Linked DNA regions of Homo sapiens: region 2 is linked to region 1. The links are chromatin loops, found by intact Hi-C in ENCODE. Cell type or tissue: spleen. All regions are shown on one strand. Each heading gives the region's core, and the rest is flanking DNA. Links, peaks and the distances in the headings are about the cores only.

What was found. A loop is a pair of places that touch in the nucleus more often than their neighbours do. Peaks named below come from ENCODE experiments on the same cell type or tissue, not always from the same donor. Only the 100,000 strongest peaks of a DNase experiment are listed, where the experiment ranks them.
Region 2: a loop joins it to region 1, with 2.4 times the contacts of the local background. A loop is called at or near these places in 10 of 110 quality-filtered maps.

The regions. Positions count from the first base shown.
Region 1 is chr2:43,099,136-43,114,219 of GRCh38, forward strand. LOC107985876 reads right to left here and starts at 3,310. Exons shown (of 3, transcript XM_047446566.1): 1 at 2,900-3,310. LINC02580 (long intergenic non-protein coding RNA 2580) reads right to left here and starts at 3,310. Exons shown (of 2, transcript NR_151714.1): 1 at 2,900-3,310. RefSeq lists an enhancer at 1,692-2,363 and a silencer at 7,104-7,153. In spleen, for the core only: a CTCF peak has its summit at 7,000; DNase peaks (open chromatin) are centred at 6,996, 8,046, 8,756, 10,439 and 3 weaker places; H3K4me3 peaks cover 3,190 bases; H3K27ac peaks cover 6,334 bases.
Region 2 is chr2:42,976,177-42,991,260 of GRCh38, forward strand. No RefSeq gene overlaps it. Among named protein-coding and RNA genes, the nearest start is that of LINC01819, 56 kb to the right of the region's middle. RefSeq lists a cis regulatory region at 13,170-13,343 and an enhancer at 13,637-14,189. In spleen, for the core only: no CTCF peak of the experiment used is centred there; no DNase peak of the experiment used is centred there.

The DNA of each region.
Region 1 (15,084 bases), core at 3,132-11,131:
AAGCACATGTAGGACAATGCTTACAGGCAAAGGAAGACTTTGGAAGCCCCAGGACTCCTGCTTACTTATTCCCATCCACCCAGCATCTCCTGTGTGTTGGATCAGAAAATATGCAAAGCCCCCCATGAGTACCTGAAGCAGAGGAACTCTCAGGGTTTAGGCTTTCACATAGGCTGGCTCTTCAAATGTATGGTAAGATGGTGGAGAGCAGTAAAGCCAGGTCTGTGTCCTGGGAGTTAGAGTCAAGAGTAGCTAGCCAGCAGCTTCCTACCCCTGTTCCTATGTTCGCATACACACCATATGTACCTGGCCAAGCCCAGTCTCTCAACCTGAGTCCCATGGATGCTGCTGCTTGGGTGGCAGGTGGGGACTCTTCAGAAGTGCCCTGCCAGGTCCACTTTGAATGGTCCTAGGCAGAGCACGATCCATGCTTCATACACACAGGCTCAGGAGGTGTGGGCCAAAGGGGTAGCATGATACCAAGAAGAGAGCTTTAGCTTGGGATGGGAGTCCTGTGTCCTGATCCTGCCTCTGCTCAACCAGCTGTGGGCCTCAGGGAGGACATTTCCTCTGCTGGACCTTGCAGGCAAATGCAAGGATTGGACTAGACAGGAGTTTTCTCCAAGTGTACTCCTTGGAACTCATGCATTAAAATCACCCACCCAGAAAACTACAGCGAGATACCACCTCACACTCACTAGAATGCTAAAATCACAAAGACTGACAATATCAAGTGCTGACGAAAAGGTAGAACAACTGGAACCCTCATATATTGCTGGTGTGGATACAAAATCATATAGCCACTTTAGAATCTAGTAAAGCCAAATACCTTCTCTATGACCCAGCAATTCCACTCCTAGACATTTACCCAAAAGACAAAAACACGTGTTCACAAAAAAAAGTCTCGTACAAAATGATCATAGCAGCTTTATTTATAACAGCCAAAAATTAGAAACAGTCCAGGTGTCTGTCCATCAACAGGTGAATGGATCAAAAAAAACTGTTTAATCAAAAGAAAGAAACTAAACTATTAATACACACAACAGGAATAGATTTCAAAAACATGATTCCAAATGAGAACAGTCAGAAACAAAACAAATGTATACTGTATGGCTCCATTTATTATGGAGTCCAAAAACTGATGAAACTTTAGGAATAGTGCTAGAAATCAGAGCAGTAGTTACCTGGGGGGATGAGCAGTGGGGTGGAGAAACTGGAAAGAGGACCCATGGTACTTTCTGGAGTGATGGAATTGTTCTATATCTTGATGAGATGTGGGTGACATGGAATTGAACACCTAAAATCTGTGTATTTCATTTCCCCGCTATATCTTATATTTTATTATATATTATTAAAAATATTTGGACTGGTAAAATGCAGTTTTCTGGGCGCCCCAGAATCCCCGAGTCAGGGAGTCCTCTGTGGTGAGGCCCTGGAATCTGCATGCTGAAAGGGCTCCGGCTTTGGAGAGAGCATTAGACTTGAGGCCGAGGTCCCCAGGGGCGATACCCACACGCCGCTCCCTGCCCCCCACCCCGGGACGCCCCCCACTGCACACGATCCCACTCGGCCCTTGGCACTTCCCCCTCTCCCCAAGCCCCCAGCCCTCTGCCCAGTCGCCCCTGGTAACCAAGAAAGGGCCTGAAAATCCTCAAAGTGCAGCCGCCCGGGGAGGGGCCGTCCACAGTGTCAGCGAGACAAGGGCACATACAAAATGCGGGGTAATTGCCGCTTCTCTAATTCGCGGCCCTTTGTGCGGCGGCGCGGAGCCGGCGGCCGCGCTCCCAAGCCCGGGCCTTTCAGCCACCCAGGGGGGGCCCCGGCGGCCGAGCTCCCCGCGCTCCGCCGCGCATAATTAATCGGGCTTCACAGGGCCCGGGACAAAGGCGCCCATTCACCCCGCCGCTCCTCCCCCCGGGGATATTGTTATTTCTAAAAACTGCAGCCAGCTGGGCCGCAGAGAAACGTCAGCTCTGTGGGAGAATGAGCGCCCGGCCGGGCCGCGAGGAGACTGGGAGCTCTGTCTCTCGCGCCCCGCGCGGGATTACAGCGGCCAGGGAGCCGGGGTGGGCAGGGGGCCCAGGGTCTTTTCTGAAGTCTGCACGACTCCTCAGAAAGCCTCGTGATTTCCATGGGGCCCTGGAGGAGGGCGCCATGGAAATGGTAATGCGGGGCATTGAAGCTGGCTCGTAGGGAAGGAGGGGGGTTGCGTCCAGGCTGCCCGGGCTGTGGCACGACTCCCGGGTGGGAGGGGCCGGTGGACGGCCCAGTGGCCAGGCCCGGGTGCCCCCACCTGTACCAGGCCCTCCCGGACACCGGGAAAAATGCATCCAGGAATAAAGGCCCGAGTCTGGGTCCAAGGAGCCTGCAGTTAAGTTAGGGGCGGGGGATGTGGTGCCTCCACAGTAACCCAGCTCCGCTCCAAGGACCACCAGGAGAGCTGGTTGAAAGCAATGCCTACACACGCCTGGGCCTCACCACCGGGAATTCAGGCTCCCAACTTCCCAGGCATCTGCCTAAGCTCTCCAAGCACCTCTGAAGCCCACCAACATTTGGTGACCACTCAGCACTGTCCCGGGAAGGTGGCTCCAGTGCTCCACGTCCCATTTCACAGGCGGGAAATGGGCCCAAGGAGATAAACGGACTTGTCCAAGATCACAGAACAGAGCTGGAACTGGACCCTCGGCATGCTGGTTGTATACAAAAGCAGAACAGAAGAAGGGAGAGGGTGCTAGAAAGGGGGGCTCAGGCCTCACTTCCTCCGCTAAGCATCCCCTGGCAGCTGGGGGCATCTGAACTCTCCCTTCCCTGGCCTCTCCTTGCAGGAGACGTGCCTGCCTGGTTAAATGCCTCCAGCGTGTTCTGTTCTGCCTGGTGGATTTGCGGGGGGTTCTCCTACCTGCTCCATCAGAGGCACTGTTGAGTGCAGGCCCAGAGGCCCCACTGGTTTTATGCCAGGGTTGGTGCCCAGAAGAGCTCCAGCCAGGGCTTACTGGATGGGAGCAGCATCTCCTGACTCCAGGGTCCAGGCCTTCTAGGCTGCATTCCCCTTCAAAGTCCAGTGTCCTCCCCAGGCCCGGGAGAGGCCCAGGTCCCAGGTCGGCAGTGCTGGTCTTCACCTTTGCCACTGAACCCGAGGAAACGAGCACCCGTCTATTCCTCCTCCCAAAGCTGGGAGCAGTTGTGAAGAGCCGCCATAGATTTCCAAAACCTCAGCATCCTGAACGCCTCCCAGAGCAAGCAGAGGCCTTTCCAAAACACTTCCCCTCCGAGCCCGTCTTACTGAGACATTCTGTCCCTCGGCTATACTCTGGAAAATGTTCCCTCAGCCTAAGACTGCCAGTCCCAAGCAGGACCACAGGCCTCAGAGCCAGACCGCACCACAGGGCCTGGCTCCTCCAGGCAAGTCAGGGAAAGGAAGCTGCCTGTATTTTCAGAGGAGCCCAGGCTTGCCTCCAAGGCCCAGAGAGGGTGCCCAGCCAAGCTCATTTCTGCTGCTACCACGCCATGCAAGACACTGGAAAGCCAACATCACACGACATTCACATCTGTGGGTGGAAGAATGTGCAGAAAACTCGAGAACAAAGTAGAGGGAAGGAGAGCACAGAGTTCAGCCAAGCCTCTAAGGGGACAGACCAGCTGTCCAGTAACAAGCAGACTCAAGCATAGCTGCGGAAGTCAACAGATTTTCCCTGGGGGACCCTGTGACCTAGGCAGCCCCCAACAGCCAGGCCACCAGCACAGCATCAAGCAGAAAACCAATCCAGCTCTCTCTCCCATTAAATCAGCTTTACTTAAGATATAGAATGACCCAATACTGTCTGAAAATGAAATGCCCAAGGCTCAGCTAAGAGGAAGCCAGACTACGTAAAAGAATGTCCTTGAAATATAAACTGAAGTATTTAAGGGTAAAGGGGCAAGATTTCTCTAAATTTTTCTCAAATGATTTCATAAATGTAAATAATTGGTGAATCTGGGGAAAGGGTATACAGGAATTCCTTAGTCTTATAAACTTTCTGAAGTTGGCAATTTAAAAAACAAAACGGCAGGCAGCAGACATGCCAAAACATGATAGCACTGATATTCCAAATGCCATACCCAGTGAAGGGACTCAACTCTTCTGTTACCTTCCCCCTGCAACACACAGTCACACTCACACTCAAAATACTTGGAACCGCACGCTTAAGATCTGTGCATTTCATTTCCCTGTTATACCTTATATTTTATTACATATTATTAAAAATAAAATATTTGAACTGGTAAAATGCAGTCCAAAGATGCATGCATCTTTCACTGTCTTCTGTCATAGCAATTTGTGAACCCAAGTCAGGCCCAGCGTCCTTAAGGGGAAAGCCAGTGTTGTTTACCTCTGAATCCTACTGCAGCTAGCAATGTACTTTGTAAATGGTAGGCATTTAACCAAACCTAGAATCCAATCATTTGCCATGGAAGGTTTCTAGCTCTAAGTGAGGTGGAAGGAGGAAGGGAAGGGGGTAGATAGCCAAATGGAAGAAGAAACCAAGAAAGACGGCAGAGTCCACATGGATTTTCCAGTCCAACACACTCATGTCAGAACTAATTTTTTTTGTTTTTGTTTTGGGGTGTTTTTTTTTTTAAGACACGGTCTCACTCTGTCACCCAGGCTGGAGAGCAGTGGCACAACCTCGGCTCACTGCAACCTTTGCCTCCTGGGTTCAAGCTATTCTCCTGCCTCAGCCTCACGAGTAACTGGGATTACAGGCGCGCGCCACCACACCTGGCTAATTTTTTGTATTTTTAGTAGAGGCGTGGTTTCACCATGTTGGGCAGGCTGGTCTTGAACTCCTGACCTCAAGTGATCTGCCTGCCTTGGCCTCCCAAAGTGCTGGGATTACAAGCGTGAGCCACCATGCCTGGCCAATTTTTTTTTTTTTTTCAAGGTTAGTTAGTGGTCAGGCCCACCTAGTGGTTACCAGAGTCAACAATGGACTTATTAAACTTTGCCTCATTCTCTGAGTGTTTTGTGTATATGAATATAGTCTCTCCAGCAAGACCACAGAGGTAAGGGCCTTTCCTCTCCCTACCCTCCCACGGCCATCCTCATGAGCTTAATAGAGACACAGACCCGTGATATGCCCTTAAGTGCCTCTACCAGACTCGAAGCTCCATGAGGGCAGGGCTGTGTCTTGTTTGCTCTCTTCCGCATCCCCAGCACTTAGCACAGCGGTTGACACATTGTTGGTGACTAGTACATAATAGTTAAATCACGGAGTGAATGAATGGGAGTTTTGTTGAGTTTAATTGAGTTTAGTTGAGTTGGGTTGAGTGGGGTTGAATTGAGTTGGGTTGGGTTGAGTTGAATTGGGTTGAGTTGGATTGGGTTGAGTTGAGTTACCTTGTTCCCCAGGGTACACTGAGCAGGCTCTTTGGGAGTCATGCTTCTGACATCAGATGCTCAACCACAGAGTCAGAACCAATGCAAACCTCCCCTCTTTGCTTTAACTCCCACCCTCAGAGTAGATCTCTCTGGCTGCTGAATCTATCACCAAAGGTGGTGGAGCTTTCTATGGCCAGTGTAATACGATCAAAGTTAGGATAAGGTCTTCTTCTCATGGTCCTTTTGGGTGGGGCTACTTTGGGAAGAGGAGCTTTGCTAAAGCACTTTTCTGGTGAAGGCAGGATCTTCTGTAGGAAAGCTCTGGATTGAAGTTATGGTACCACCACCCCCCACCTCCGCCACCCCATCACTCTATCCCCACATATACAGTAGGGACAAGGCTAGGGCATGGGGGGCAGCAGAGAGCAGCACCCTGCAGGTGCCAGTGACTGAGGGAGAGCAGTAGGCCTGAGGGAAGCAGTGGGAGTGTGACCCACGATCAGCAGGAGCTCAATGTTTCTCCCTGATGCTTGGGGCAGGGCACTTGTGATAGGGCAGGGGAGGTACATCTCCCTGTCATTAACAGGAACAGGAGCCTGAGGCATGGGGATCTTCAGTCAGGCTCTCTGAGGTCTTCCAGCCTCCAACCCCTGGGCTAGGAGCCTTGTGTAGCAATCTTCCTGTTGCTACCATGGAGACCTGAGCCCCAGGTCAGCCCTGGGAAGGGTTGGGTGCATTCCTGGCCATAGGGATGGTGCATTTCATTCAGGCTGTCCAGATGTTTATGTCCCCCCCAAATTAATATGTTGAAATCTTCACCCCTAAAGTGATGAAGGTAGGAGTCGGGCCTTTGGGAGGTGATTAGGTCCTGGGGGTGGAGCCCTCATGAATAGGATTAGTGCCCTTATATTATGCCCTGAGACAGACCCCTAACCCCTTCTGCCATGTGAGGTTAGAGTAAGAAGTCACCATTTATGAGGAGATCGCCCTCACCAGACACTGAATCTGCCGGCCCCGTGATCTTGGACTTCCAGCCTCCAGAACTGTGAGAAACAAATGTCTGCAGTTTACAAGCCATCCAGTCTATGATATTAAATGTCTGCTGTTTATAAGCCATCCAGTCCATGATATTTTGTTATCGTAGCCTAAATGGACTCAGATATCAGATATATTTCTGTATAGCTTGGGGGAAGGAAGAGTTCCTCCTCTCACATCCCCTTCTGTGGGCTGGACTATGTTGAGAAAACCTCCACGTTTCCAGCACCTCTCACCATCTCCCTGCACCCCTTTAGAGGAAACCCCTTCCTGGGCCTTCAGGGCATGGCTGGGCATGCTCCCAGCACACTTCATGTTTGCTTCCAACCTAAGAAAGGCCAGGCTTCCCAGCTGGGAGCTCTTTTCCCTCCCCACCTCCCCCTTTCTTGTCTGTCTGCCTCCCTTTCACACTCCCCTATCTCCATCCCCTCAAACCCAAGAGTTTCCACAGTGACAACATGTGGGCCCCAAATCAAACCCCTGTCCACAGGTCCTGCCTGTGTCCCTCCTCCTCCTCCTCTAGCTCCCCAGCCTGGCCACCCTTGTCAGCCCCACCCTCACTCCCACACCCCCACCATTCCTCCTTGTGGACAACTTTCTAAATGCAGCCACACTTCCCCTTTTGAGCCACAGGGCCTATAAAACAGCTGCAGACAGTCAGCGGCACTGCAAAAGTCCTCTTGCCAAGTTTGGCTGAGACCAATACCCTCTAACTCTAGCCATTGCTTCCCCACTACCAGGCACTGAGAGAACAGGCTCCTTTTCGAGTAAACAGTGGGGAGACATCATGTTCCCAACATTCTAAACTAAAGAGGACTCACTGAGGGGCCCAGCCAGTGGGAGGAGGCAGCCCAAAGCCTAGCCTGGCTTCCCACACCCCCAACCCTGCCAGTGCCCTGTGAGACCCTGACTACTCCACCCCCTCCAGTCTTCTGTTTTGCAGGATGAGGGGTAGCTTGGTTGGTTTCCTGGCCCTTTCTGAGTCTAAAACTCCACAAATCTGTCACTTCTCCTTAGGGTGCTCCTGCCCAGTGCCTGGAGAGGGAAGGGGCTTTGCTGAGAGACATGCTGCCACCTGAGGGTTGTCCAGACACGAACTCAGTCCCCCACCTGCCTTCTGTGCTCTTTCTGCAACACTCTGGCCTCAGTGAAACAGTAGCTCTCAGTCCTGGCCACATAGCAGAATCACCCAGGGAGATTTTACAACATCTCAATCCCCAGCCACACTCCAGACCCATGAAATCTGAATCGTGGGTTGGGGCCTGGAAATCAGTCTGTTTGGAAAGTTACCCAGGTGATTCTGCTAAGCGGTCAGGGTTGAGAACCACGGTGGGAAAGGCTTCCAGGAAGTAAAGATGAAGCTATAAGCCAGAGGTGATACATTTCCGTCCCACATTCTCCGCTGAGAAGGATCTTGAGGCTGGTAGGAAGAGATCTGGGATGAACTAGGCATGTCTGTCAGGGATGGGTAGGGAGTGGCTGTGGCCTGAACTAGGTATTTGTCCTCGGGCTTTGGTGGCTCAGAGGTCCTGCCCTGAGGATGCAGGAGAGGACCAGCCTCCAGGCACTGGCTCATTGGCCGGCTTGCTTCCTCCCAAACCTCCCACCTCCCAAGTCTCATTATGGCCCTTGAAGTCAGACAGCCCCAGGGCTACCGTCCAGGAACTGGAAACCAACCTCAGCCAGAGCCAAGAGGCCCCAGGTCAGCCCCAGCCCTCCAAGGGCTTTGTGTAGATTGAAAAAAGGAAAATAGAGAAGGGAAACCAAAGCAGGGCAGAATGCAGTGAAGGAGAAAAAGACAAGAGAAAGGGGAAGGACCCTGAGGTCAGAGAGTCATGTGAATGGCATTTAGGGAACAAAACCTGGCTCCTCTCCATCCATCATCCCCTGGGCCGGGAGAGAAGCACTCTTCTGCCAGGGTCCAGGGCACAGAGATCCAGGCCAGAAAATCCAGATCCAGAAATCTGCCCAACCATGTGTCTGTGAGCACCATGCAGAGCCAACAGAGGAGCCTCCTCGCACAGACACCCTCAGATCCCCACCTCTTCTTCTCACCAGAGCCACAGCCTCCTGTTGGACATTTAAGCGAAATCACTTGGTCATTCCTCAACCAAAAAAAAAAAAGAAAAAAAAAAACACATTAAATCCAGTTCCCAAGACACTTGGCATCACATCAGGGTGACCTGGGTGATGCTGCTGTCGAGCTGCATGACCTGGAGTGAGCCACCTCCCTTCCCTGCCCGGGCCTCAGGGCCTGACCTTGCCTGCCTGCCTGCGAAGTCATATTTGAATGGAAGGGACACTGCTGTAGCCCAGGGGTCAAGAGCCTGGGCTCTGGAGACAGAGGCCTGGACCTGGCTCACCACTTACTAGCTGTGTGAGCATGGGCAGCTATGGCTGTGAACTTCTGCTTCCTCATCTGTAAGGCAAGAGTTAGCAGACTGATGACAGAAAAGGAGAAGAAAACACAGGCCACACCAATGTGGGACTCATATTTAGAAAACACAAGGACTGGCCAGGTACGGTGGCTCATGCCCTGTAATCCAAGCACTTTGGGAGGCCGAGGTGGGTGGATCACCTGAGGTCAGGAATTCAAGACCAGCCTGACTAACATGGAGAAACCCCGTCTCTACTAAAAATATATAAATTAGCCAGGTGTGGTGGCGGGAGCCTGTAATCCCAGCTACTCAGGAGGCTGAGGCATGAGAATTGCTTGAACCCAGTGGGTGGAGGTTGCAATGAGCCGAGATCACACCACTGCACTCCAGCCTGGGTGACAGAGTGAGACTCCATCTCAAAAAAAGAAAAGAAAAGAAAACACAAGGACTGCTCTTTGCAGATCCAAAGAAGATGGCAACTCCAATAGAAAAGTGGGCAAAGGATATGAATGGGGCAGTGAACAGAGCTGCAAGGATGTGTGCAAACAGGAGGACACACAGCAGATGCATCAGAGAGGCTTCTATTGGGAGAGGAGGGGAGTGAGGAAGGGGACAAGGGGATAGTGGTTCTCAGCCTGAGATGATTCTGCTCCCTTTCCCCAGGGGACATTTGGCAATATCCAGAGACATTTTTGGTTGTTACAGTGGAGGTGTGGGGGTGGGTAATATTGGCATGTAGTAGAGAGGCCAAGGATGCTGCCAAACATCCTACAATGTACAGGACAGCCTGCATAAAAGGAATGATCTGACTTGATATGTCAATAGTGCGGCCAATGAGAAACTCTGGGCAAAGTAAGTGGATAAGCAGACAAATGGGCCAGATGTGGTAGCTCATGCCTGTCATTCCAGCATTTTGGGAGACTGAGGAAGGAGGACCACTTGAGCTCAGGAGTTAGAGACCAGCTTGGGTAACATAGTGAGACCCCATCTCTACAAAAATATTTAAAAATTAGCCAGGCATGGTGTCATGCTCCTGTAGTCCCAGCTATGGGAGGCTGAGGTAGAAGGATAGCTTGAGCCCAGGAGTTCAAGGCTGCAGTGAGCTATGATCACACCACTGCACTCCAGCCTGGGTGACAGAGCAGGACCCTGTCTCAAACAAACAAACAAATAGATGCAGGGGCCTTGTACAAACAAATAATGAACATGTACCATGAGCTGAAGCACAGGACAAACTTAAATAAGTAAAATTAAATGGCAATAATAATGGTTCCTAAGTGGCACACAGTAGAGTTTTCAAGTAGTATTTGCTGCTCTATTGCTACTCTTTCGTTGAGGATCTGAACTGCTTGACCCTCTTCTGTTTGTTCCAGCAGCAAATTGTGGGCCTCGGTCCAGAGAGACTCCTGTCTTGCCCAGAGATGGAGGAGCAGTCACAGTGGGCAGCCCATCTCAAACCCCTGCACCAGTGGCCACATGAAGGGAAGGAGCAAAACATGGTTTAAAAAAAAAAAAAAGAAATGGGTAGGAGTGACTGAGTTGGGAGAGAAGAGGAAGAGAAAGGAGACACTGCAAGTTTCAATGTTTCACAACATTACAAAAATACCCCCCAAAGCCTGGGGGCCATGGGGAGAAGTGCAAATTGAGCAATGACTGCGGTTCTCTTTTCAAATTCATGGAAAATCCTCTTTTCACACCCCCTGGGTCAGTGAAGCCAGACCCTTCAGCATCACCACAGTGGCCTAGAAAGGGACACTTGTCCTGTCACCACCAGGCCCTACACCATCTCTCCCCTTGGCTGCCTCCTCCTTCTCTCACTCACCCAGACCAATTCTTCATTCCTCTTTTGTTTTCAGGATGAGGATGATTTTATTTACTTACTCCCACTCCGGTCCCACTAAAGCCCTGAAGCAATTGACAAGATACATACAAAATAATAATTATAATCTCATCTGTTAGAAACCAGCACCTGGAAAGTAATCATCTCCTTTAAAAACAGCCCAAGAGAACCTCTAAGATTCCTTTTTTTTTTTTGAGACAGAGTCTCGCTCTGTCGCCCAGGCTGGAGTGCAGTGGCACGGTCTCGGCTCACTGCAAGCTCCGCCTCCTGGGTTCACACCATTCTCCTGCCTCAGCCTTCCAAGTAGCTGGGACTACAGGCACCTGCCACCATGCCTGGCTAATTTTTTTGTATTTTTTTAGTAGAGACAGGGTTTCACCATGTTAGCCAGGATGGTCTCGATCTCCTGACCTCGTGATCCGCCCACCTCGGCCTCCCAAAGTGCTGAGATTATACGCATGAGCCACCGTGCCCAGCCTACTAGAGCCTCTAAGATTCTTAAGGATGAGTGCCCAATTTGGCTCAGAGCTTCCCAGCAACCCAAGTAAAGTGGGAATTGGGATTAGTTTCATGAATCACATTGCCCATAAGTCAGAAGCCCCCTAATTCCTCTGAAGATGCAGAATTTTGCTGGAAACTGGAGCCTAAAATATATTCATTCCACTCACAGGCCTTACAGAGAACACTAGCTGAAGCAGCAACATCCCAAAATAAACATAATGGCCAGACCCCTTCAGCCAATTTCCTTCAAGTCTCCATCATAAGGGAGGGACGTAGTAGAGATTGTGTGGAGACTAAATACTGTGCTCCAAGAACGACTCAGCTTCGTGAGAGTCTGACTTCGTTCAGGGATAAGTCCCATCTGGAAGAATGGATGGAATGCATGACCTTTAAATAACCCCCATGAACTTTATTTCTCTCAACTGAGCTTTTGATAAAAGTCGGGCAGCGGGAGGCAGTTGGAGGTTGTAACCGCTGACAAGGGTCTGGCAGGCAGCACTTGCACTGGGTGAGGGTGGAGCCGTGGGTCCCTGGCACCTGCAGAGGCATCATTCATGGATTCAGCTATTCACAGACTCCCCCGAAGACCCAGAACAAGCAGGGCTTTCGTATTTTGCCCTGGCCTGAAGTGGACTGGGCTGAGAGGCTGGTAGAAGTAGGAACAAGCCTCAGAGCTGGCTGGGGACATTGGCCTGCGCCCAGCACTGAAAGCCCCCACAAGCAGCTTTGGGTTTTCTTTTTTCTTTTCTTTTTTTGGGGAATTTTTGTTCTCTTTTTTTTTTTTTTTTTTTTTTTTTGAGACAGGGTCTCACTCTGTTGCCCAGGCTGGAGTGCAGTGGAGCAATCTTCATTCATTGCAACCTCTGCCTCCTAGGCTTAAGCAATCCTCCCACCTCAGCCTCCCAAGTAGCTGGGACTACAAGTGTATGCTACCATGCCCGGCTAATTTTTGTATTTTTTTTTGCAGAGATAGAGTTTCACCATGTTGCCCAGGCTGGTCTCAAACTCCTGGGCTCAAGCAATCTGCCCTCCTCAGCCTCCCAAATTGCTGGGATTACAGGCATGAGCCACCACACCCAGTAGGGTTTTCATTAAGTGTAATAATAGTTCTTATTTATTGTGGGTCCAGACATTATGTTACTACCTCAATGAGGCTTCACAACCAAGCTACTAGGTAGATACTGCAATTGTCTTCGTTTTACAGATGAGTAAACTGACACTCAGAGGACTTTGCCAGACATAACACAGCCAGTAAGAGCAGAAGCCGCAATGCCCACTCAAATCTGTCCAGTTCCAAAGTTCACACACTTTTTTTTTTTCTTGAGATGGAGTCTCGCTCTGTCGCCCAGGCTGGAGTGCAGTGGCACAATCTCAGCTCACTGCAACCTCCACCTCCTGGGTTCAAGGAATTCTCCCGCCTCAGCCTCCCAAGTAGCTGAGATTACAGGTGCGCACCACCACACCTGGCTAATTTTTGTATTTTTAGTAGAGATGGGGTTTCGCCATGTTGGCCAGGCTGGTCTTGAACTCCCGACCTCAGGAAAGCTGCCCACCATGGCCTCTCAAAGTGCTGAGATTACATGCCTGGCCAGTTCACACACTTTTAACAACTACACTGTAAGACCCTGCCACACAGAAAGAGAGATAAAACCTGTGGGAAAAGTGAAAAGGCAGTTAATTTGTGGCATGAGAGCACAGGAGACATATAACTCTCAAGAAAACACCATTCGAGAGAAAGCCAGAAGCCCACACCAACATTTTGCATTCAAGACTGTGGGGCTTATGGAAGGCCAGTGGACAGAGCCCTCCCAAACATCGAGAGCCTGCTGGATCGTAAATATCAGTTGCACCCAAGTTTCTGCAAAAGTCAGAGGGCAAGAGGTGTTGCAGGGAAGGGCCCAGGTTAAACAAAGGCTGCACATTGTGGGTGATGGACACTCCACAACCAAGCTCAAGACACTCCTGTGGGTCCCTCCTGACATCAATGAGTGAGCAATGCAGAGCCCAACACTCCCTGCCTGAGCACAGGCCAAGCTGATTTGGGCCAGGGATACCTGCTGGGCACAGCCATATGTGCCCCCGTCACTTCCCCAGGAAACCAGCAGGCAGGCGTTATCAGGGACAAAACAGAACCCAGGAACTTGTCCACTGTTGAGCTCCTGAGCACTTCACAGCAGGGCCGGGAAGAATGGATGGACTGTGACTCTCTGGTACTCAAGACACTGAAGCCTGGCCAGGCGCAGTGGCTCATGCCTATAATTCCAACACTTTGGGAGGCTGAGGTGGGTGGATCACTTGAGGTCAGGAGTTCGAGACCAGCCTGGCCAACATGATGAAACCCCGTCTCTACTAAAAATACAAAAATTAGCCTGATGTGGTGGTGCGTGCCTGTAATCCCAGCTACTCGGGAGGCTGAGGCAGGGGAATTCCTTGAACCCAGGAGGCGGAGGTTGCAGTGAGCCGAGATCACACCACTGCACTCCAGCCTGGGTGACAGAGTGAGACTCCATCTCAAAAAAAAAAAAAAAAAAAGACAATGAAGCCCCATCTCCTTTGATTGGATACACAGGACAGTTCCTTTAGAAGAGGGACAGGAGTGTCCGAGCCACAGGAAAGCTTTTCTCATCATGAGCAATACACCCAGGCTCAGCCCCAGGAAATCTGATGACTCAGGACACAGACATGTTTAACCAGGTGCTAGGGATAAGCTGTGCCTGAGCCCACTGTAAGGGTAAGGCCCATTCTCTGCCCTCATGGGGCTTACAGTCTATAAAACGGCACAGAGGTAGAAACACTTCAGTGTGTCTTCACAAGTCACTCCTAGAAAACCAAGAAAGGTACAGGAGGAAAGAGGGAGGTACCTACCAAATAGATGCAGAAGCTAACCACTTCTTCTCTCTTACCCACTGCTACTACCATCATCTCTGGCCTGGATGAAGGCAAAGGGTCCAGAACACAGCACCCCTGCTCCTACTACAGGGACTTGGCGCCTGTTGTTCCCTCTGCCCTTCCTGAAGTATCCTCATGTTTTAGCATCTTCATGTCTTTGCTCAAATATCCCTTCTCAATGAGGCCACCCAAGTAAAGTTCACAACAATGCCCCTCTCTCTGGCAGTCCACAAACATGTAATTATGTGCAATACAAGAGGCTTTGCTCACTGGCTCTGCACAGCCCACTCTCTTCAGAAACTTAGGACAAATTCCCCATTGGCCTTGGCCAGAGGCTATTTCTGTGGCTCACAAAAGTGTACCCAGAAGGAGCCTTCCTGCCACCCATTCAGCCAGTGCATGGGATCAAGCTTGGTTCCTTCAGCTTGCTTACCCCAAGGCTGGTCCTGTCCCCTCCTGGAGAAATCCCAGCAGAGCCTGGACAGCCTTTCTGTCCCCTCTCCTCCACCTTGACCAAAAGGCCTAGTCCCAGATGGACCCTGGGAGCCTGGCCTGGAGCAGTTCAAGTTCCTGTCCAGGAAGATATGTCTCTCTTTACCAGGCTCCAGAATGTAATATTTAGGATGTAGAAATCAGCTCTGACCTGTTACAGCAGGACTGAGAAGCTTATCACCAAAACTCCCTTTCCCTTCTCCCTAGGCACCCATCTAGACTACAGTTCCAGCTCCCTTGCTATCCAGGGTGGCCAGTGGAGTGTGAGCAGAAACAATGTGTCTCGCTTCTGGCCTAAGGATGTTAGGCAGATGTGCCTCATCCACCTCTCTTTCCCCCGCTGCCTGACCTCATGGCCTAGAGACAGCAGAGCCATAAGGTGGAAGGAGCCTGGGTGCCTGAATCTCCACTCAGAGGAAGGCTGCCTGCCAATCACAGCATCTGAGCCTTTATGTGAGTGAAAAAAGAAACTTTGTGAGCAGCCCACATTTGGGAAATTGGCTACGACATGAATTTGGTGCTTAAAATTAAATTTCACCCTGCTCACTCCAACACTGCTCTGTCCCCTCCCCTAATTGCATTTCTCACCTGAA
Region 2 (15,084 bases), core at 4,671-12,670, 120 kb before region 1:
AAGGAAAAGAGGAACGGAAAGGAGGAAAGGAAGGAAGGAAAGAAAGAAACGGGGTCTTACCATGTTGCCCAGGCTGGTCTTGAACTCCTAGGCTCAAACGATCCTCTTGCCTCAGACTCCCAAAGTATTAGCATTACAGGCATAAGCCATGAGCCCAGCTCCTAGGAATCTTTGCTATGGCAAGGGGGCTTACTAATGAATGACAAAATAAATTACAACAGCTCTTGGGGAACATGCCTAGCACCTCTCAATCTCCCATCTTGCGTCAAGAGGGAAACCTGAGGGGCCCAGGGGACTCCCACTGGGCCTCCCGGCCCTGCTGGTTCCCCTTCTCTCCCCACTTCTTCTTGGGGCTGGGTTCCACACTTGTCACAAAGGAGGGGAGTGTCCCCCTTGCCAGTGGACAGATCTGTGTGGGCTGGTGATGGCAGAGCTGGCCTAGGTAGGGCACTGAGTTGGGGGTGGCTGGTGGGGGTAGTGGGGCGTGGAAACAGGATGTCCACCGCAGGCCCCTCTCTGAAGGAGCTGGTGAGGGCTGGAGCGCTCAGGAGGGAAACTTCCATAGTTTCTAGGGTAGAGTCCTAGGGGCAGAGGGAAGGAAAGGGTCTGGCTGGTGTGAGTGGTGGCTGATCCAGAGAGGCTGTCGCCCAGCCCAGGACCTGTGGCTCCCAGCCTGCCCTTCTCCCCAGGTCCTGCACTCCCTAAGGACAGCTGCCATCATTTGTAGACTCTAAACTGGTGTCATTGCTTTGGTAAGAATGAGGATATTTATGAGACAACAGAGCAGAATATTTGAGAGAAGGGCTGTCTGGTAGCACAGAGGTGTCTGTTCCCCTGGGACACCTGAACTCCGATACTACCTGCCCCCAAGTTGTCACTCATTTCCTCCCCTCAGCTGGGGTGGGTGGGAGGTTGTGTGGGTCCCTACATCTCAGTTCGATTTCAGCCTGAAATAAAAAGCCAACTTGTCACCCTTAGTCTTCCTAGGGATGGGATGCCTTCCTTGGAAAGAGCTTCTGGTTCTGCTTGAACTTTTAGGTGGTCAGTGTAGCATAGATGGTAGTGAGTTTATGTTGACTGTGAACTTTTGTTTCAAAGCACACCTGGGCAGAGACAGGTGGGTTGATGCCGAGAAGGCTGAGAGGGAGGAAGTGTGAGCCAAGGGAAGAGATGAACGTGTGTCTGAGAAGGGGGGGACCAGGGCAGCCCGGCAAGAAGAGGCCGTCACTGGCAGCCGCTCTGTCACTGCTGGGGAAAGAATGCCCAGGGCGCTCTGGCAGTGAGTGTGGGGCTGCCACAGGGAGGAAGGGCTGGGAGGCTGTGGGGAATGCACTTAAGGCTGGATCAGGAGGCAGTCAGAAACGTCCAAAACCTGGGGGCATGCTGGTGTGGGGGAGTGGTGGGCGGGGAGAGGAAGGGATGATGATGAGTTCTCAGACATCTTGGGCAGCCAGTTGGAGGGAAGCTGGGCTGGCAAGGCTGACTTTGGGAACTGCTTTGTATCTGGAATTTTCTGACCAGTGTAGAAGTTGTCTCCTGAGTTGCTGTTCTGTAAGAATGTATTATATAACTTCTTGCCTAATTTGTGGCTGAGGGTGGCATTGCTGATAAACCTACTAACATGGCCCCTTGAGCATGATAGGGGTAGGGAGTTGAGGCTCCCAGCCCACAAGGAGCTTCCCATGCAGCTGGTGAGGCAGCGCAAGTGCTCAATGAGATGCGAAGCTGCAGAGAAGCGTCCATGTGGGAGGTGCCAAGAGGATGGGATCAGGGAGGGCTCAAAGTGGACTTCTTGGAGGAGGAAGGAGATTCTCAGATGGAGAAAAAGGACAGGTTTCCAAGATTATGAGAACACTGTAAGCAAAGGCACCAAGGCGTGGAAAGTTTGGGGGATGGGGAGAGATGAAAGGACACTAAGCTTTGCATACAGAAGACACTCAAAGTAAGGAAGGAAGGGTAGGAGAGTGGGAAGAAGGAAGAGGGAGCTGAGAGCTGGTCTCAAAGGGATGCGGGCAGGTCTCTGGTTTGACCACCCCCCATGAGCCAAGTTACAAAAGCACCCTAGCTTGAGGAGCCCCACAGTGGACCCTCAGCTCACCAGCCTCTGTCTTAGGCTTACTCACAAACATGAAGCTGGAGCTAAGAAACAGGCATGTGACTGCCTGCCCACCCTTGTTTGTCCTCCTCTAGGGCCTAGTGTCACCAGTGCCTTGCTGGGTAGCAGCTGCTCTAGTTCCCTGATGGAGATGGGGCTGTTTGTCACTCTGGGGTGACTGAGGGGCCAGTAACCCTCCACCAAGATGGCAGCACAGCCAGACAGGAGGGCTTTTGTCTCATCTTGATCCTCCTGGGAGGCCTGGCCATGGCCCGAGTTTGCTCAGTGTTAATTATTGACCAGGTACCCAGGGACAGGGCCCCGCTGTCCAGCTGGATGGAGGGCACATGGGTCTGGGGCCTGGGCCTCCCAGTGGATGGAGGGCACATGGGTCTGGGGCCTGGGCCTCCCAGGGCATCAGGTGGGGCTCACCTGGGGCCAGGGGAATGGAGGGCGCCGGCCTTGAGTAAGGATCAAGGAGCCCCAAATGCCTCCCCCACTGCTCCCCAAGTCCAGGATTAAATGTGGTAGAAAGTGCCCAGGCCAGGGTGGCTGGAGATTCTGCATGGAGAACATCCTCATTCCTACCCTCAGAAGGACAGGGAGGAGGGGGAGAAACACCTTTACCCCAAAAAGGAAGGAGATGGAGGACAGAGAGAAGACCCCAGAATGAAGGTGTGAGGGTCCCTGAGCTGTGTGGAGCTGCATGCTTAGACCCGGAGTCCCCACCCGGAGCAGCACATGGCCACAGACACCCTCCTCAGGCCCTCTGATGGAAAATGCCAGCCCAAGAGGGTGTCAGGAGAGCTGATTCATTCTAGGCCAGAGGGAAGAGGGATGAGAGATCCCCCAGTCCTGGCGGGACCATGACCACCTCTGGTTTCTGGCCCTGTGTGAATATGGTCTTGTCCACCCCATCAGGGAGGCCTCAGCCAAGAGCAAGGAGGAAGGTCCACAAAGGGCTGTGTATCAAGAGGCAGGAGGAGAGGAGAGAGAGTGAGTGATGCTGTTTACAGCAGGACCAGCTCTAGTGCTTGTTATATGCGTACGTGATCCTGTTTGATCATCCTAAACAGTGATGAGAGCAGGGTGCTATTACTATGGCCATTTCATAAACGAGGAAACTGAGGCATAAATCGGGCCACTTGTCCAAGTCCTGGAGCTGGGAAACAGCAGAGCAGGGGCAGTCTGATTCCTGACCTGGGTCCGGTATAACTCTGTTATCTGCAGGGAGCAGGGCAGAGGGGCAATGCAGGAAGGGGAAGGGGCTCCATGCAGCTGCGGGTTGCAGAGAAGAGGCCCAGCGAGACCAGGCCTCTGGCTCAGGGCATGCCTTTGAGGTGGAGGTGGGGTGGGAATCTGGCTTCTTCTCGATAGGGAAGGAGAATGTGTGTGCTGGCCTCTGGGTGTCAGGCAAGTGTGTCCCAGGCTGGCTTGCTCCCACAGCCCCCACCTCCTCTTCCCCTGGGGCTTTACCGGTGAGAAGTCAATATTGATGTTTTATGACCCAAGATAAACACACATTTTTTTCCTCCCATGGAGGGTTTATCTGGTCTAGAGGGTTAATCAATGACCACTTGGAGGTGGGGGAAGCCTCTGAGAAGAAAGCAGCTATTCAATTCCAGCCCTTTACCCAGCCTCTCCCCTTCCCTCCTCCCCACTACCACCTCCCCTCCCACCCTCTAGTGGGGACTGACCTGGCCCTGCAAGTGGGTGGGGGCAGGACATTTGGGAATCTGAGGCTGGAGTCCATGTGGGTGCGTTCAGGGGACTGTTAAGTAGGATGCATCCAAGGAGAGTGTCCCTAGAGCTGTGTTTGCCCTGAGCACGGTGTTGGCAGGGCAGGTGGGCCCTGCATGTGGCTGTCATGGGACCAGCCTGGTTAGGAGTGGGAAAGAGAAAATAAGTCTCGTGTCACAGAGCACTCAGAGATGACACAAGATAATGCGGGTTGCTCCTCTTGAGAACAGGGGCACTGGAGCACAGTGTGGGGCCCGACCCTGCCTCTTACCTGCTGTATGGCCTTGGACAGGTGGCTTCACGTCTCTGGGCCTCAGGTGCCTCCTGTCTCCTCTAGGGTGGTTTTGAGAATCAAACGAGATCCTGTACTTGCAGAGGAGAGAACGCAAATGGACTGTCGCCTCCTCTGCCTTCCTTGGGAAGAGCATCATTCATCTCAGGGCTTGTTAGCCTTCTGCCTACAGAAACACAGTGATGGGTCAAGGGTTTAGAAAACTGAGGGCCCCTGAATATGTACGGCTGAGATGAAGCAAGAACTGAACAGATCTGCGTAATAAAGCGAAAGGAATGCTAATGCTGATGCTGTGAGGGCCGCTCAGGAACGCGGTCAAGGCACAAGAAATGGATGAGAACAGAGAGATACCTGGCATCAGGAGAGAGAGGGAGGCTTAGAGAATGTGGTGTGGGGCAGAGTAAGGACCGGCCAAGAAGCAATGCCAGGAAGAGATTCCCTGTGCTGGGGAGTGACCAACATGTTTTGAAGATGTGATATGTGTTCTTGAAGTTGTTTTTGACCTTGTGCTATAATCACCCCCCATTCCTCCCGAACTTGACCAAACGTTGGCCACACACAAGAGCCTTGGGTATGTGGTTCATTGGAAGGGATGAAAGAGAGATGGGCGTCAGCTTAGAGAGAGGCGGTTCAGAGAGCGGATAGCAGGCACAGGCTGACAGCCACAACAAGGAGCAAAGTGACCTTGGAGAGCCCATTGAATTGAAACGCTCACCCCAAAGAACCCTCAGGGATTTTGGAAAATGGAAGGTGATTCCACAAAACCGGAGAAGTTGAAGACATGAAAGCTAGAGGCACCTTAGTTAAATAGATAAAGGGTGCTTTAGACACAAGTTGCACTATAAATGCCCATTATGATGGAATTGAGTCATAGTCTGAGAAAATGGAACTTGAACATATGTGGTCACTTATGCTTCTGGGCACTTGGCTGGGCCTGTAAAGATGGTAAGATGTGGTCCTCGCCCCTCAAAGAGTTCTTTCAAGAGGAGACAGACTGTAGCAGGCATGACTGATTATCTCCCTACACCCCTGTTTCTCATTTGCTAGAATCCCCACGTTTTTAGCTGGGCACATGGCAGCCCAGAATAAGGACTACATTTCATGGTCTCCTTTGCAACTAAGAGTAGCCCTATGACCATGTTTTAGCCAGAGGGAGGTTGTCTTAGTCTGTTCCAGTTGCTATAACAAAACACCTAAGTCTGGGTAATTTATAAACAATAGAAATGTAATTTCTTACAGTTCTGGAGGCCAGGAAGTCCCACTGGCAGATGCAGTGTCTGGTAAGGGCTGCTCTCTGCTTTTTTTTTTTTTTTTTTTTTTTTTGAGATGATAGATAGAGTCTCGCTTTGTTGCCCAGGCTGGAGTGCAGTGGTGCGATCTTGGCTCACTGCAACCTCACCTCCCAGGTTCAAGTGATTCTCCTGCCTCAGCCTCCCAAGTAGCTGGATTACAGGCACCCACCATTATGCCTGGCTAATTTTTGTATTTTTAGTAGAGACGGGGTTTCTCCATGTTGGCCAGGCTGGTCTTGAACTCCTGACCTCAGGTGATCTGCCTGCCTTGGACTCCCAGAGTTCTAGGATTACAGGCATGAGCCGCTGTGCCCAGCCACTTTCTACTCTTAAGATGACACCTTCTTGCTGTGTCCTCAGACAGTGGAAGGGCAAAAGAAAGGGACTAGGGTGCTCCCTTCAACCTCTTTTATAAGGTCACTGTATTAGTCCATTTGTGTTGCTATAAAGGAATACCTGAGGCTGTGTAATTTATAAAGAAAAGAGGTTTATTTGGCTCACAGTTCTGCAGGCTGTACAGGCATGGCACCAGCATCTGTTCAGCTTCTGGCGAAGCCTCAGATAGCTTACAGTCAGAAAGCTTACGGGAAGGAAAAGGGGGAGCCAGTGTGTCCCATGAAAAGACAGGGAGCAAGAGAGAGGAGGACGTGCTAGGCTTCTTTAAAGAATGAGCACTCACCCCGTCTCTACTAAAAAAATACAAAAAATTAGCCGGGCACCGTGGCGGGCACCTGTAGTCCCAGCTACTCAGGTAGGCTGAGGCAGGAGAATGGCGTGAACCCGGGAGGCGGAGCTTGCAGTGAGCCGAGATCGCACCACTGCACTCCAGCCTGGGTGACAGAGCGAGACTCCGTCTCAACAACAACAACAACAAAAACAATCAGCTCTCACATGAACTTAACGGAGTAAGAACTTACTCATTAGCATAGGGAGGGTATCAAGCCATTCATGAGGGATCTGCCCCCATGACTCAAACACCTCTTATTAGGCCCACCCCAACAGTGGAGGTCTCATTTCAACATGAGATTTGGAGGAAACAAAATATCCAAACCATGTCAGTCACTAAGCCCATTCATGAGGGCTCTGCCCTTATGACTTAATCACCTCCCAAAGGCTTCACTTTTAATACAATCACACTGGCAATTAAGTTTCAACACATTAATTTTGGGGGACACATTCGGACCATAGCAGAGGTGAACAGAAGGAATGTATACAACTATTAAATTGCACATTGCCCTGCATCTTCCGCCCTTCCTGTTCACTGGAATGGGAATTTGGGGGTCAATCATGTTGGACCCTGTGGCTGAGGACAACATTCTGGATGGTGGAGGTTCAAGACAAAAGAAGCTCAGAGCCCTGATGACTTTGTACAGCAGAACCATCACACCAGCTCAGCTCTCTCATGGCAGAGAAATAAAATTCTCTCTTGTTTAAGCTGCTCTCATGTGTGGTCTTCTAGTTATAGCTGCCAAAATCTATTCCATAACTAATTCAGTATATCTGAAAGGAGAGTACTGTCATAAAAGAGTCTCATAGACATGACACTGGCTTCGTAGTGCACAGGAAAAATAAAATTCTAAGGCCCCTCAACCAGCTGCATAGACCCCTACTCTCAGCCAAGGGCATTCCAAAGCTCACCTGAAAAGCTAGTTCAGGCCATGAGGGGAAGGAGAAGCCAGATGTGTCTCATTAACCTCCTCTCTTTTGGAATTACTGCTAGGACAGACTCTTCAAGTTTGATAAGAAACATTTACAATCTATTCTCTCCGAAGCCTGTGGTGAAGCTGTGGGGAGGCTTCACCTGCATGGTAAAACCTTGGTTTCCACAACCCCTTATTGAAACCCAGACATTCCTTTCTATTGATAACTCTTTCAACCAATTGTCAATCAGAAAATCTTTAAATCTACCTATGACGTAGAAGCCCCTCCACCTCAAATTGACCCGCCTTTCCAGACCAAACCAATGTACACATTACAGATATCGATGGATGTCTTATGTCTCCCTAAAATATGTAAAAGCGAGCTGTGCCACGACCACCTTGGGTACATATTGTCAGGAACTCCTGAGGCTGTGTCATGGGTGCATCCTTAACTTTGGCAAAATAAACCTTTTAGATGGATTGAGACCTGTCTCAGATATTTTTGGCTTACAAAAGTCAGGTGGAGAAGACATCAATATTGCAGACTGGCAAGTGGGTGACCCTCATTGTGCTCTGGCAAAAGACTCAGGAAAACTGTCATCTGTGGTCCTTTGGCAGGGAGACCACATGATCTCTGAGCCTGTAACTCTAGGACAACTTGAGAATCAGTGAGTATCGACGACTTGCTGCTTTCAGCAAATTCCTGGAAAAGAGAGGTGAATGCAGTGGGGTTAAACCTGGCGAGTCTGCAAGAAGAGAGGGAAGGGAATATAGTTTGGCCAAGAGAACCCACTGCCTGCTGCCTGTCATCTAAGTTGACTGGGAGTCTCAGAATTTGGAGCTTTGAAGAGTTAGGAGACCCAAGCGCCTTCTAGATCCCAAATGGAAGCAGCGACCTAAGTTGGTGCTGCGGAGACAGCCGTAGTGGGAGGTAAGATGATGGCCCTGAGCCATTCTCAGGCTTTACCAGTTAAGAATTCTCTACCAGACAATGGGAGTAAGCCGGCAGCCAAGATCAGATTAAGGGTGTTCCCTTTCCACCCAAGCCTATTGTCTCAGATGGCCTGAAGATAACAGCCATTCAGCTGAGAGAGGGGTCTGGGGAGAGCACAGATGCCAGTAAAAACAGAACCAGAGTTTTCAGGCTGGCAAACTCTGTCAAGACAAGACCTTTGGCTGGAGTTACCTGCACATGGAACTGACTAGAAGCAAATAGTTCGGAAGCCTGAAAGAAGTATGTTCTCCAATGCCCACTTCAGATGTAGGATGATAACCCAATGAGAGCCCCCCCCAGAGGGCAAAACCAGGGGCCAAAGAAAACACTGGACAAGGGAGTGACTTCCAGAAAATGGAAGAGCAAAGAGTCTTTATAATTTCTGACTGGCATTATTTGGTAATTGCTATAGACTGGGGCCATCTGTGCAGTTCCCATTGTTTGATTTTCCGAAAGAGATGTTTTTTAATTGTGGTATGTGGTTCCTGTTCCATCATTCCATCCCACGATATTCCATCATTATGTGTTAGGGGAGGGTGGGGGCAGATGACGTGTCTTTCAGTGTTCTGGTCTCCAGGCCACAGGTAGCCACGTCCGGGCCTGACTGAGGTGTGGGGCACAGGACAGTGTGGGACTTGAGATGGTTTTCCTCCAAAGGTAGCGTTTGTCTTTTGTATGTGAAAATAAAAGTGATACCTGGGTGGCTAAATTGGTGAACTGTGGCAGAGACTGATAATGTACCCCAAGATTCACTTTTCCCTTGCCTCTCATAATAGTCCAGCATCTGACTTTTAGTGAAACGCATGGACCCCTGGATAAAATGCATTCTCCTGTCTCCTTTGCAGTTATATGTGGCTGTAACTAAGTTCTAGCCAATGGGATGTGAATCAAGTGCTGGTACAAGTCTAGATCATGCCATAAAAAGGCAGGAGACGCTGTCCCCTTCCCCTGTCCTGATGGCTGGAAGGTGGACTGTTGGAGAGGCACGCTTGACTGTGGAAGGAGCTTGGATCTCAACAACATTGTAGAGCTGAACAAGCATGCCAGTTAGGACTTGGATGCGAGAGAGAAATGAACTTGGTTAGACCACTGGTATTTGGGGATTTTCTTGTTACAGCAGCGGAGCATTAAACCTAATGTAGTTGCACCTTAATTACTACAATACAATGGAATAAGTGCACTAGTATGGGCATGTGCAAGGCGTCATGGGAGTGCAGTGAAAATGGTGATTAATTAACTCTGTCTGGGAGAAATCTGGGAAGCCTTCCAATAGGGGGTGATATTTGAAATTAGTCTTGAAGGGTAGGAGAATTTCCCAGATGCACAAGTAATGTGAAAGGGGAGCAGGTACTTGACAGTTGGGCAGTTTGAGCAAAAGCTTGAAATGATGTAAGCACCTGGTGAAAGGTCCAGAGTCATAAAGAGGGGGACAGGGTCCTGGGAGACAGGACCGTGAGGGAGATGGGGTGGTTGTGAGGGAGCTTGAATGTCCTGTTACAGAGTTTAGACTTTATCATTTGGAACCACTCAGGGGCTTGATGAGGAAGGAACGCAATCTGATTTTTTTCTTTTTTTGAGATGGAGTCTCACTCTGTCACCCAGGCCGGAGTGAGTTCCCCAATCATAGCTCACTGCAGCCTCTACCTCCTGGCCTCAAGCGATCCTCCTACCTTAGCCTCTCAAGTAGCTGGGGCTATAGGCATACACCACCATACCCAGCTAATTTTTAAAAATGTTTGTAGAGACAGGGCTCGCTATGTTGCCCAGGCTGCTCTTGAACTCCTAGTCTCGAGTGATCCTCCCACCTTGGCCTCCCAAAGTGCTGGGATTACAGGTATGAGCCACACCACTTGGTCTGATTTCTTTAAAAAAGGTAGGTCTGGGCCGGGCATGGTGGCTCATGCCTGTAATCCCAGCACTTTGGGAGGCCGAGGCAGGTGGATCATGAGGTCAGGAGATCGAGACCATCTGGGCTAACATGGTGAAACGCCATCTCTACTAAAAACACAAAAAATTAGCCGGGCGTGGTGGCGGGTGCCTATAGTCCCAGCTACTTGAGAGGCTGAGGCAGGAGAATGGCATGAACCCAGGAGGCGGAGCTTGCAGTGAGCCAAGATCGCACCACTGCACTCCAGACTGGGAGAGAGAGCGAGACTGTGTCTCAAAAAAAAAAAAAAAAAAAAAAAAAGAAAGGTAGGCCTGGCAACAGTGTGTGAGATGGATTTGAGAAGAGGAGGCCCAGGGCAGAAGGAGGGAACTATGTAAATATCACATAAGCCAATTCTGATTTCCCACAGAAACAATATATTAATAAAGGATTATGTTCCTGGCCATGGAACTGATATACAAAATTTTATAGAACTGACCACAAAATCAAACTCAGGCAGCTATCAAGGGTACACCCATAATCTGTACATCACAAAATTTTCTAACTAGTATATGAATAATTAAGCAGGGCCACACAGTAATGAAATATTACAATGCATGATGTAATACAATATCCTTAGTCTCATATTTCTGCCTTACAAAAGCAATCAGTTATTTTTTAACAGCTTTATTGAGGTATACTTGACTTATGATAAACTGCACATATTTCAAGTGTACCTAATGTGATAAGTTTTGACATGTTTATACACCCTTGAAACCATCACCACAATCAAGTAAATGAATTTTTCATCACCCGAAAAGTTTCCTCCTATGCAATCCTTCCTTCTACCTCTTTCCCATTCCCCCCATCCCCAGGAAATCACTGATCTGCTTTTTGTCACTATAGTTTGCATTTTTTAGAGTTTTATATAAATGGACTCAAACAGCAGGTATTCTTTTTTGCCTAGCTTCTTTCTTTCAGCATTATTATTTTGAGAATCATCCCTGTTGCAGTATGTATCAATACTTCATTCTTTACAATGCTGAGTAATATTCCATTGTATAGATATAACACAGTTTGTTTATCCATTCATCTGTTAATGGACATTTTGGTCGTTTCCAGTTTTAGGCTATTACAAATAAAGCTGGTATGAGCATTGATGAATAAGTCTTTGTATGGACACTTTTATTGCTCTGGACAAATACCTAGGAGTGGAATGGCTGGATTGCACAATTGTGTATGTTTAACATTTATTTTTTTTTTTTGAGATGGAGTTTCACTCTTGCTGCCCAGGCTGGAGTACAATGGCATGATCTTGGCTCACCGCAACCTCCTCCCGGATTCAAGCAATTCTCCTGACTCAGCCTCCTGAGTAGCTGGATTACAGGCATGTGCCACCACGCCCGGCTAATTTTGTATTTTTAGTAGAGATGGGGTTTCTCCATGGTGGTCAGGCTGGTCTTGAACTCCCAACCTCAGGTGATCTGCCTGGCTCAGCCTCCCAGAGTATTGGGATTACAGGTGTGAGCCACCGCACCAGGCCACAGTATGCGTATGTTTAACTTTTTAAGAAATTGTCCAAATGTTTTCCTAAGTGTTTGGTGGTTGTACCATTTAAGTTCTCATTAGCTGTGTATGAAAATTCCAGTTCCTCCACATCCCTGCCAGCACTTCGTATAGTCAGTCTTTTTTATTTTAGCTATTCTAATAGTTAGTGGAATGAGAGATCTTGTATCCATTTTTTTAGGCTGCTTTCTTCTTATTAAATTAAAAAAAAATTTTAGAGACAGGGTCTCTTTCTGTCACCTATGCTGGAATGCAGTGGCAAGATCATGGCCCACTGCAGTCTCAAACTCCTGGGCTGAAGCGATCCCCCTGCCTTAGCCTTCCTAGTAGCTAGGGCTACCAGCATGCACCACCACACTCAGCTAATTTTTTAAAAATGTTTGTAGAGAAGGGGTCTTGGTATGTTGCCCAAGTTGGTCTTGACCTCCTGGATTTAAGTGATCCTCCCATCTCAGCCTCCCAATTAGCTGGGACTACAGGTACATACCACTATGCCCAGCTAATTTTTAATTTACTTTTTAATTTTTTGTAGAGATGGGGTCTTGCTATGTTGCCCAGGCTGGTCTCAAACTTCTGGCTTCAAAGGATCATCCTGCCTTGGCCTCGGAAATTTCTGGGATTACAGGTGTGAGCTACTGCACCTGGCATTATTAAGTTTTTTTGTTTGTTTGTTTTGAGACGGAGTTTTGCTCTTGTTGCCCTGGCAGGAGTGCAGTGGCATGATCTTGGCTCACTGCAGCCTCTGCCTCCCGGTTTCAAGTGATTCTCGTGCTTCAGCCTCCCAAGTAGCTGGGATTACAGGCATGTGCCACCATGTCTGGCTAATTTTGTATTTTTAGTACAGATGGGGTTTCACTGTGTTGGACAACCTACCAATTTGTTTCATTATGGATCATGCTTTTGGTGTTATATCTAAGAAATTTTTGCCTACTCCATGGTCAAAAAGGCTTTCTTCTAGATGTTTCACAGTTTTAGATTTTACATTTAGGTCTAGAGTCCACTTGAAGTTATATTTTACGTATGGTGCAAAGTATAGTTTACTTTTCTGCTTATGGATATGTTCCAGTACCATTTGTTGAAAAAGACTATCATTTTTGTTTTGTTTTGTTTTTCGAGGCAGTGTCTTGCTTTGTCACTCAGGCTGGAGGCTGGAGTGCAGTAGCACAAACATGGCTCACTGCAGCCTTGACCTCCCAGGCTCAAGTGATCCACCTCAGCCTTCCAAGTAGCTGGGACTATAGGCATGTACCAGCACACCCGGCTAATTTTTGTATTTTTGTGGAGACTGGGTTTCCCCATGTTACCCAGGCTGGTCTTGAACTCCTGAGCTCAAGCAGTCCTCCTGGCTCAGCCTCCCAAAGTGCTGGGATTACAGGTGTGAGCCACTGCGACTGGCCAAGACTATCCTTTCTTGTACTGCATTGCCTTTATGCCTTTGTTAGAAATCACTTGTCCATTTAAATATGGGTCTATTTCTGGACTTTCAATTCTGTTCCATTGATCTGTTTGTCTGTCTTTATACCAATATCACACTGTCTTGATTACTGCACTTTATAATAAGTGTTAAAATCAGATGGTGTTTGTCTTTCAACTTTATGCTTCTTCAAAAGTTGTTGTGATTATTCATTTCTTTGCACTTCCATATGAGTTTTAGAATTAGTTTCTCAATTTATATATATATTTTAAACTATTTTATATACAGAAAACACAAAGAAGGAATTAAAAATTATAATAATCTTGCCACTTAGAGATAATTCCTGGTAATATTTTGGGTGTATACATCGTTAATTGTTCTATGCTTTGAAATATTTGCGGGGAGGAGCCAAGATGGCCGAATAGGAACAGCTCCGGTCTACAGCTCCCAGCGTGAGCGACGCAGAAGACGGTGATTTCTGCATTTCCATCTGAGGTACCGGGTTCATCTCACTAGGGAGTGCCAGACAGTGGGCGCAAGTCAGTCGGTGTGCGCACCGTGCGCGAGCCGAAGCAGGGCGAGGCATTGCCTCACTCGGGAAGCGCAAGGGGTCAGGGAGTTCCCTTTCCGAGTCAAAGAAAGGGGTGACGGACGCACCTGGAAAATCGGGTCACTCCCACCCGAATATTGCGCTTTTCAGACCGGCTTAAAAAACGGCGCACCACGAGATTATATCCTGCACCTGGCTCAGAGGGTCGTACGCCCACAGAGTCTCACTGATTGCTAGCACAGCAGTCTGAGATCAAACTGCAAGGCCGCAGCGAGGCTGGGGGAGGGGTGCCCACCATTGCCCGGGCTTGCTTAGGTAAACAAAGCAGCCGGGAAGCTCGAACTGGGTGGAGCCCACCACAGCTCAAGGAGGCCTGCCTGCGTCTGTAGGCTCCACCTCTGGGGGCAGGGCACAGACAAACAAAAAGACAGCAGTAACCTCTGCAGACTTAAATGTCCCTGTCTGACAGCTTTGAAGAGAGCAGTGGCTCTCCCAGTATGCAGCTGGAGATCTGAGAACGGGCAGACTGCCTCCTCAAGTGGGTCCCTGACCCCGGACCCCCGAGCAGCCTAACTGGGAGGCACCCTCCCGCAGGGGCACACTGACACCTCACACTGCAGGGTACTCCAACAGACCTGCAGCTGAGGGTCCTGTCTGTTAGAAGGAAAACTAACAAACAGAAAGGACATCCACACCAAAAACCCATCTGTACATCACCATCATCAAAGACCAAAAGTAGATAAAACCAAAAAGATGGGGAAGAAACAGAACAGAAAAACCGGAAACTCTAAAAATCAGAGCGCCTCTCCTCCTCCAAAGGAACGCAGCTCCTCACCAGCAACGGAACAAAGCTGGATGGAGAATGACTTTGATGAGCTGAGAGAAGAAGGCTTCAGACGATCAAATTACTCTGAGCTATGGGAGGACATTCAAACCAAAGGCAAAGAAGGTGAAAACTTTGAAAAAAATTTAGAAGAATGTATAACTAGAATAACCAATACAGAGAAGTGCTTAAAGGAGCTGATGGAGCTGAAAACCAAGGCTCGAAAACTACATGAAGAATGCAGAAGCCTCAGGAGCCGATGTGATCAACTGGAAGAAAGGGTATCAGCAATGGAAGATGAAATGAATGAAAAGAAGTAAGAAGGAAAGTTTAGAGAAAACAGAATAAAAAGAAATGAGCAAAGCCTCCAACAAATATGGGACTATGTGAAAAGACCAAATCTACATCTGATTGGTGTACCTGAAAGTGATGGGGAGAATGGAACCAAGTTGGAAAACACTCTGCAGGATATTATCCAGGAGAATTTCCCCAATCTAGCAAGGCAGGCCAACGTTGAGATTCAGGAAATACAGAGAACGCCACAAAGATACTCCTCGAGAAGAGCAACTCCAAGACACATAATTGTCAGATTCACCAAATTTGAAATGAAGGAAAAAATGTTAAGGGCAGCCAGAGAGAAAGGTCGGGTTACCCTCAAAGGGAAGCCCATCAGACTAACAGCGGATCTCTCAGCAGAAACCCTACAAGCCAGAAGAGAGTGGGGGCCAATATTCAACATTCTTAAAGAAAAGAATTTTCAACCCAGAATTTCATATCCAGCCAAACTAAGCTTCATAAGTGAAGGAGAAAT